Linked DNA regions of Homo sapiens: region 1 is linked to region 2. Evidence: read pairs that join two places in POLR2A ChIA-PET (ENCODE). Cell type or tissue: HepG2. All regions are shown on one strand. Links, peaks and the distances in the headings refer to the core of each region. The heading gives the core; the rest is flanking DNA. Region 1 has its middle 19 kb from the start of SUSD2. Region 2 has its middle 23 kb from the start of MIF-AS1.

The links. ChIA-PET counts read pairs that join two places held together with the same protein. Peaks named below come from ENCODE experiments on the same cell type or tissue, not always from the same donor. Only the 100,000 strongest peaks of a DNase experiment are listed, where the experiment ranks them.
Region 1: POLR2A ChIA-PET joins it to region 2 with 7 read pairs; 3 of 35 experiments call an interaction of 5 or more read pairs at or near these places.

The regions. Positions count from the first base shown.
Region 1 is chr22:24,198,632-24,203,154 of GRCh38, forward strand. No RefSeq gene overlaps it. Among named protein-coding and RNA genes, the nearest start is that of SUSD2, 19 kb to the left of the region's middle. In HepG2, for the core only: no CTCF peak of the experiment used is centred there; DNase peaks (open chromatin) are centred at 2,220 and 3,690.
Region 2 is chr22:23,919,904-23,924,119 of GRCh38, forward strand. No RefSeq gene overlaps it. Among named protein-coding and RNA genes, the nearest start is that of MIF-AS1, 23 kb to the left of the region's middle. In HepG2, for the core only: no CTCF peak of the experiment used is centred there; DNase peaks (open chromatin) are centred at 635 and 1,868.

The sequences.
Region 1 (4,523 bases), core at 203-4,202, 280 kb after region 2:
GAGGCGGGTGGATCACCTGAGGTCAGGAGTTTGAGACCAGCATGACCAACATGGTGAAATCCCGACTCTACTAAAAATATTAGCTGGGCATGGTGGCGACGCCTGTAGTCCCAGCTACTCGGGAAGCTGAGGCAGGAGAATCGCTTGAACCCACTGGAGGTTTTGGTGAGCTGAGATTGCACCACTGTACTCCAGCCTGGGTAACAGAGCCAGACTCTGTCTCTAAATAAATAAATAGCCAGGCACACTGGTGCACGCCTGCAGTTCCAGCTACTCTAGGAGGCAGGGTGGGAGGATTGATTTAGCCTGGGATGTCAAAGCTGCAGTGAGCAGTGATCACAACACTGCATTCCACCCTGGGTGACAGAGTGGGACCCTGTCTTTAAAAAAAAAAAAAAGAAAGAAAAAGAAAATGCCAGTTTTTCTTTCTTTCTTTTTTTTTTTTTTTTTGAGACGGAGTTTCGCTCTTCTTGCCCAGGCTGGAGTGCAGTGGCACCATCTCAGCTCACTGCAACCTCCACCTCCTGGGTTCAAGCGATTCTCCTGCCTCAGCCTCCCGAGTAGCTGGGATTACAGGCATGTGCCACCATGCCCGGCTGATTTTTGTATTTTTAGTAGAGACGGGGTTTCACCATGTTGGTCAGGCTGGTCTTGAACTCCTGACTTCAAGTGATCCATCCACCTCAGCTTCCCAAAGTGCTGGGATTACAGGCAGGAGCCACCGTGCCCAGCTGAAAATGCCAGTTTTTCCTTTCTTTCTTTTTTTTTTTTTTGAGATGGAGTTTCGCTGGTCGGCCAGGCTGGAGTGCAATGGTGCAATCTCAGCTCACTGCAACCTCTGCCTCCTGGGTTCAAGCAATTCTCCCATCTCAGCCTCCTAAGTAGCTAGGATTACAGGTGCCCACCACCATGCCCAGCTATTTTTTGTATTTTTAGTAGAGATGGGGTTTCACCATGTTGGCCAGGCTGGTCTCGGAACTCCTGACCTCAGGTGATCCGCCCGTCTTGGCCTCCCAAAGTGCTGGGATTACAGGCGTAAGCCACTGTGCCCAACCCCAAATGCCAGTTTTTCAAAGTGGTTTTACAATTGACATTTGCACCAACAGCATGTGAGAGTTCTGTTGTGCCAGATTCTTTCCAACATTTGTTATTGTTGGTCTTTTTCTTTTTTTTTTTTTTTTTTTCTGAGACAGAGTTTTACTCTTGCTGCCCAGGCTGGAGTGCCATGGCATGATCTCGGCTCACTGCAACTTCCGCTTCCCAGGTTCAAATGATTCTCTTGCCTCGGCCTCCTGAGTAGCTAGGATTACAGGCGCGTGCCATCACGCCCGGCTAATTTTTGTATTTTTAGTAGAGATGAGGTTTCGCCATGTTGGTCAGGCTGGTCAGGAACTGCTGGCCTCAGGTGATCTGCTCGCCTCGGCCTCCCAAAGTGCTGGGATGACAGGTGTGAGCCACCACGCCTGGCTGGTCTCTTTCATTTTAGCCATTCTGATGGGTGTGCAATGATAGCACGTTATTGAATTAATTTGAGCTTTTCTTACAAGGCTGAGCCAGTGAAGTTGTGCACCCTTTCAGACGTTCATTGGCCACCTAGACCTCCTCTTTTGTGAGACATCTATTCAAGTCTTTTGCCCATTTTCTATTGGCTGGATTTTTCTAATTGATTTGTAGGAGTTTTTGGATAAGAGTTCGTTGTCAGCTGCAGATATTCACCCATTCTGAGAGTTGCCTTTTCACTGTTTCAGTGATGTCTTTTGTTGAACAGAATTTCTTAATTTTCATATAGTCTGATTTATTAATTTTTTCTTCTATAATTAGTACTTTTTGTGTCCTGTTTAAGAAAAATTTTTGGTATGCAACAAAATAAAAAAAAACAAAGAGAAGCATTTGCCTACTCTAAAGTCACAAAGATATTCTCTTTCTTTCTGTAAACACTGCTTAATATTTTATTTGATTATTTGTTTATTTATTTTTAGAGATGGGGTCTCACTATGTTGCCCAAGCTGGTTTCGAACTCCTTGGCTCAAGTGATCCACCCACCTCAGCCTCCCAAGCAGTTGGGATTATAGGCATGAACCACTGTGCCCGGCAAATTGCTTAATATTTTATAATTAGATTAGCAAACCAAATAGAATAGATTTTTGTGGGTGGTGTGAGGTTGGCTCAAGGTACGCTTTTTTCCTATGGATAGCCAAATGACTCAGCTCCACACACCGAAGCCGCATTCCTTCCCCACTGCACTGGTATGTCCCCTCTGTCAGAAGTCAGGTGACCCTCTGTCCCATTCCACTGGCCAGTTTGTTCATCTTTGCACCGATACCAAATTGTCTTCATTACCATAGTTTGTTCTTGAGTATGTTCTTGTAGTATGAGTTTGAGTATGTTTAGGAGTTTGAGTAGTATGAGTTGTAGTATGAGTTTGTAGTTTGAGTTTGTTCTTGTAGTATGAGTTCACCATTAGAATGCCCTCTTCCTCAGGATTTCCTGGGCTAGTTCTGGTCCTTGACATTTTCAGATGAAATTTACAATCAGCTTGCTGATTTAAAAAAACGAACTGTTAGGATTTTGATTAGATTTGCATTGAATCTGTAACCCAGCAGCATGGCTTCAAATTGCATTTTAAAGCTTTGTTTTCCAGTAGGGACAGTGGCTCACGCCTGTGATCCCGGCACTTTGGGAGGCCAAGGTGGGCGCATTACTTGAGGTCAGGAGTTTGAGACCAGCCTGGCCAACATGGTGAAACCCCATCTCTACAAAAAATACAAAAATTAGCCTAGTGTGGTGGTGGGCGCCTGTAATCCCAGTTACTTTGGAGGCTGAGGCAGGAGAATCACTTGAACCTGGGAGGCGGAGGTTGCAGTGACCTGAGATTGCGCCACTGCACTCCAGCCTGGGTGACAGAGCAAGACTCTGTCTCAAAAACAAAACAAAACAAAAAAAAAAACCCAAAAACAACTTTGTTTTCTTTCCTCCTTTTTTCCCAATCTTAAGGTGTAACTTTGAAACAAAGTGCAGATGTGTTTCTACCTTGGAATGTTCAGAATGTGAACCTCCTCTCCCTTTCTTTTCCCGGTTTTTTTTTTTTTTGGATAGAGAGTCTCACTTTGTCACCTAGTCTGGAGTGCGGTGGCATGATCTCTGTTCACTGCAACCTCCACCTCCCGGGCTCAAGCGATCCTCCTGCCTCAGCCTCTTGAGTAGCTGGGATTACAGGCTCACGTCACCACGCCCAACTAATTTTTTGTAGAGGCGGGGTTTCGCCATGTTGGCCAGGCTGGTCTCAAACTCCTGTTCTTAACTGTTCTAGCCGCCTTGGTGTGATGGTTACTACGGGAATGAACGAAGGGGGATGAACATAGAAATGAAAACAAATACAAAAGGATTTTTTAAAGAGGGAGTCGGGGGCTCCTTGCTTCTAGTAGGCAAAGGCAGCCCTGAGCTTCTAGAGTCCTTCACTTTTATTGGGTAGAAAGAGCTGGGAGGAGGAGGTAATGATTGGTCAGCTCCTTGATTGATCACAGTATTGTTAACAGGCTTCAGATGTGCAGCCTGCAACACCTTGGCCTTCCAAAGTGCTGGGATTACAGGCATGATCCACCGCACCTGGCCTCTTTTCCCATTCTATGCCCCCATGCCTTATGCACTATTTACTTACCTAGCCGCTTGCTAAGAACACACCACACTCACTTATCTGGTCATATATTTCCTTAGAAGCTTCAGAGGCCAGATCCTGATACGGACCAGACACCTCTAGCCATGACGGCACCGGCCCTTTCACCAGATGAAACAATAATTCAAGACAAGCCATTGGAGTGAGTCACGCCACCTGATACCTCCCAGCCCCTCTGCCTTTTCTGCATTCCAAATCCTCTCTTAAAATACCCCCGCATTCGGGGCCAGGCGCGGTGGCTCACGCCTGTAATCCTAGCATTTTGGGAGGCCGAGGTGGATCACGAGGCCAGGAGATCGAGACCATCCTGGCTAACACGGTGAAACCCCGTCTCTACTGAAAATACAGAAAAAAAAAAAAAAAAAATTAGCCAGGCTTGGTGGCGGGCACCTGTAGTCCCAGCTACTCAGGAGGCTGAGGCAGTGGAATGGCATGAACCCAGGAGGCAGAGCTTGCAATGAGCAGAAATCGTGCTACTGCACTCCGGCCTGGGTGACAGAGCGAGACTCCCTCTCAAAAAACAAACAGAAACACCTGCATTCTCTCCACAAACTGAAGAGTGTAAATTTTTGGAAAGAATTACACTCACTCCTCCCTTGCTAGCATGGATAATCACATCTCACTCTCTCTTCTTATCACACCTCACTCTTGTTACATGGGCTTCTTTTTACAAGTAAGCAGCGGACCCTTTTGCCGGTTGCAAATCAGGGTATGAATGTGGCGAGAAATGGAGTATACCCTCTGTTTATTTAGGTTTTCCTTAATTTCTCTCAATTATGCTTTGCAGTGGTCAGTGCAGAAGTCTTGCATATCTTTGTTAGTTTTACATCTAGGTTTTTAACTTTTTTAT
Region 2 (4,216 bases), core at 217-4,216:
GCAACTTCAGATGACTAAAAAACTTATTTGAACTCAGGAGCCTGAGAATTTCACTCCTCTAACTTTAGTAGCCTCACTGTTCCCTGTCAGCATGAAGTAGACAGAGAAGAATGACCTTCATCCCTAACCGCTCAAGAATGAGGGGTGGGGTGTTTCAAGGGGGATTTGTAACTGTGTCCAACCGAATCTGGCTCAGCTTTTCTGTGTGTGTGTGTGTGTGTGTGTGCGCGTGTGTGTGATGGGGTCTTGCTCTGTCAACCAGGCTGGAGTACAATGGTGTGATCACAGCTCACTGCAGCCTTGACCTTCCAGGCTGAAGTGATCCTCCCACCTTAACCTCCCAAGTAGCTGGGACTACATGTGTGTGTCACCATGACTAGCTAATTTTTAAAATTTTTTTGTAGAAATAGGCTTTTGCCATGTTGCCCAGGCTGGTCTTGAACTCCTGGGCTCAAGCAATCCTCCCATCTCAGCCTCCCAAAGTGCTGGGATTATAGGTGTGAGCCACGGTGCCCACTGTGGCTCAACTTTTATGTAACAAAGTCAAAGTTGTGAGTTTTTTTTCAGTTGCTGTGGATCCTCAGGTTGAAGGTCACTTACCCTGACTGTGCCCAGATGAACCAGGTATGCAGCTCACAACTTTGTTACATAAAAGTTGAACCAGATTGATCTGGTATGGTTATACAACTACACTGAGAGGGAGACAGTTAACATGGACTCACACATCTCAGAGACATTGTGAGTCTCCCTCAATATTTTCCTAAGTTCTTAAAGCTGACTTAGATTCTGTAGCCTTGACCCAAGGTTCCACTCTTGCCAATATGTTGATCTTTTACTTTGAAAATATACTAAGCAGGCTAGGTGTGGTGGCTCACGCCTGTAATCCCAGCACTTTGGGAGGCCGAGGCGGGTGGATCACCTGAGGTCAGGAGATCGAGACCATCCTGGCTAACACGGTGAAACCCCATCTCTACTAAAAATACAAAAAATTAGCTGGGTGTGGTGGCGGGCGCTTATAGTCCCAGCTACTCGGGAGGCTGAGGCAGGAGAATGGCGTGAACCCGGGAAGCGGAGCTTGCAGTGAGCTGAGATCGCACCACTGCATTCCAGCCTGGATAGAGCGAGACTCTGTCTCAAAAAAAAAAAAAAAAAAAAGAAAGAAAAAGAAAAAGAAAATATACTAAGCAGGCCAGGCGTAGTGGCTCATGCCTGTAATCCCAGCACTTTGGGAGGCCGAGGCGGGCAGATCACCTGAGGTCAGGAGTTCGAGACCAGCCTGACCAACATGGCAAAACCCCATCTCTACTAAAAATACAAAAAGTAGCTGGGTATGGTGGCACATCCCTGTAGTCCCAGCTACTCAGGAGGCTGAGGCAGGAGAATCGCTTGAACCTGAAAGGCAGAGGTTGCACTGAGCCAAGATCATGCCACTGCACTCCAGCCTGGGTGATAGAGTGTGACTCTGTCTCAAAAAAAAAAAAAAGAAAGAAAGAAAAATAAAAGAAAATATACTAAGCAGGATGCTCTTACAGACTTCCTCCTTCTCCTAAAGGTGCTGGCTGAAGAAGGCCATGAAGCCTTCTAATCTAAACTCAGTGGGTACAAACAACTATTACCTACTTGGGACATGAGCTATCTCAGGGCATTCAGAAGCTCACCCCCAAATGTCTTAAGTCAATTTTGTTTATCTCTCTCCCCAAAACAAAAAAAAAAACAACTTTATACGGCTGGGCGCAGTGGTTTCATGCCTGTAGTTCCAGCACTTTGGAAGGCCAAGGTGGGAGGATTGCTTGAGCCCTGGAGGTTGAGGCTGCAATGAGCCATGATTGCACCACTGCATTCCAGCCTGGTGACAAAGCAAGACCTTGTCTCAAAAACAAACAAATAAGCCAGATGCAGTGGCTCATGCCTGTAATCCCAACACTTTGGGAGGCCGAGGCAGCGGATCACAAGGTCAAGAGATCCAGACCATCCTGGCCAACATGGTGAAACCCTCTCTCTACTAAAAATACAAAAAATTAGCTGGGCGTGGTGGCGGGCACCTGTAGTCTCAGCTACTCGGGCGGCTGAGGAAGGAGGATCGTTTGAACCCAGGAAGCGGAGTTTGCAGTGAGCTGAGATTGCACCACTGCACTCCAGCCTGGCGACAGAACGAGACTCCGTCTCAAAAAACAAACAAACAAAAACTACAAAAATTTCCAGTGACAGCTGGCTATTGTCACCAATGGATTTCTAATTTTGCTGCCCTTGCCAAACCTCTGTATGCCCTCCTTGAAGACACCATCCCAGCACCCATTTTCTGGCCCTGAGAGGCACTAACCTCCTTTGTAGCCTTAAAATTAGCATTTCCCATACCTCTGATGTTGGCTTACTGAATTTTGACTAATCTTTTCACTTCTATTACCATGAAAATAATGGAATTGCTGGAGGTATTCTATGCAACCTTTTGCCTCTCAGATATATCCTATATTTCTCATGCCAATTGAATCCTGTGGCAGCAGGCCTGCCCTCATGCCTGCATGTGATGGCTGCAGCTGACTCTGTAACTGACAAAGCCAGCACTCATGTTAGGCTTATCCATTTTCTGTTATGTTCCCCATGCTGTCCATCTTCCAAGTTCATAAGACATAGTACCTCTCCACATGGCAATAGACCTATGAACAGGTCCTATTAACCAAACCCTCCATTATCTTACATCATTGTGCCACTGTAAATCTGGCTACTCGGCTAGGCATGGTGGCTCATACCTGTAATCTCAGCACTTTGGGAGGCTGAGGCGGGTGGATCACTTGAGCCCAGGAGTTCGAGACCAGCCTGGGCAACATGGCAAAACCCTGTCTCTACACAAAATACAAAAATTAGCTGGGCATGGCGACACATGCCTGTGGTCCCAGCTACTTAGGAGGCAGAGGTGGGAGGATTGCTTGAGCCCAGAGGCAGAGGTTGCAGTGAGCTGAGATTGCATCATTGTACTCCAGTCTGGGCAACAGAGTGAGACTGTCTCAAAACAAAAACAAAAACAAAAACAATCTGGCTACTCTATTAGCCCTCCCTGATGATGGAGAACCCTACTCCATTCCACATGATTGCCTTCCAATGATAGAAATGGTCTCAAGGTCATGAGACCTGTTGTGCACCCTTTAGACAACACAGACTCACTCCTATTTTGTGATGGCTCCCATAAACGAGGTTTCTGGGGGAACACAATAACTGCTATGTCATAGTTTCCCCACAGGAAACACTTGAGGTCCTGTTTGCCCACAGTAGAGTAAACCCCAGGCTGGGGAATTTATAGCTCTTATTAGAGCTTGCGCATTGGCAGAAGGGAAAACTGCCACTATTTATACCAACTCCAGTTGGAGTCTGCTGACCATTGGTGCAATCTGGAAATCCTGAGAATTCTTTTTTTGGAGAGATGGGGGTCTCAGTATGTTGCCCAGGCTGGTCTTGAACTTCTGGCCTAGAGCAATCCTCCTGCCTCAGCCTCCCAATGTACTGGGATTACAGGCATGAGCCACCATTCATGACCAATCCTGAGAATTCTTAAACGCTACTGGTACTCCTGTTACCAATGGGCATATAATTCTTGCCCTACTACAGGCTATTCACCTCCCAAGAAAAATTGCTGTTGCTCATTGTTTAGCCCATACTAAGGAGACTGATGCTATATCTTTTTTTTCTTTTTTTTTGAGATGGAGTCTCGCTCTGTTGCCCAGGCTGGAGTGCAGTGGCACGATCTTGGCTCACTGCAACCTCCACCTCCTGGGTTCAAGCGATTCTCCTGCCTCAGCCTCCCGAGTAGCTGGGATTACAGGCACATGCCACCACACTCGGCTAATTTTTGTATTTTTAGTAGAGACGGGTTTCACCATGTTTGCCAGGATGATCTTGATTTCCTGATCCTGTGATCTGCCCACCTCAGCCTCCCAAAATGCTGAGATTACAGGCGTGAGCCACCACACCTGGCCCTGATGCTGTATCTCTAGAGAATGATAGGGCCAACAAGGCAGCGAAATACACAGCCAGAAATGGATCCCCCCACCATCCTTTTTCCATGCAATTTATCTGTGTCTTTATCCCTGACTGATATTATTGATTATTGTTAGTATTACCAGGCAAATGCCCCACAATCTGAAAAAGACAAATGAATTCAAAAGGACAGCAAATAATTACCAGACAGATGATACATTGGACCAAATAGACTTCCCGTGGCTTC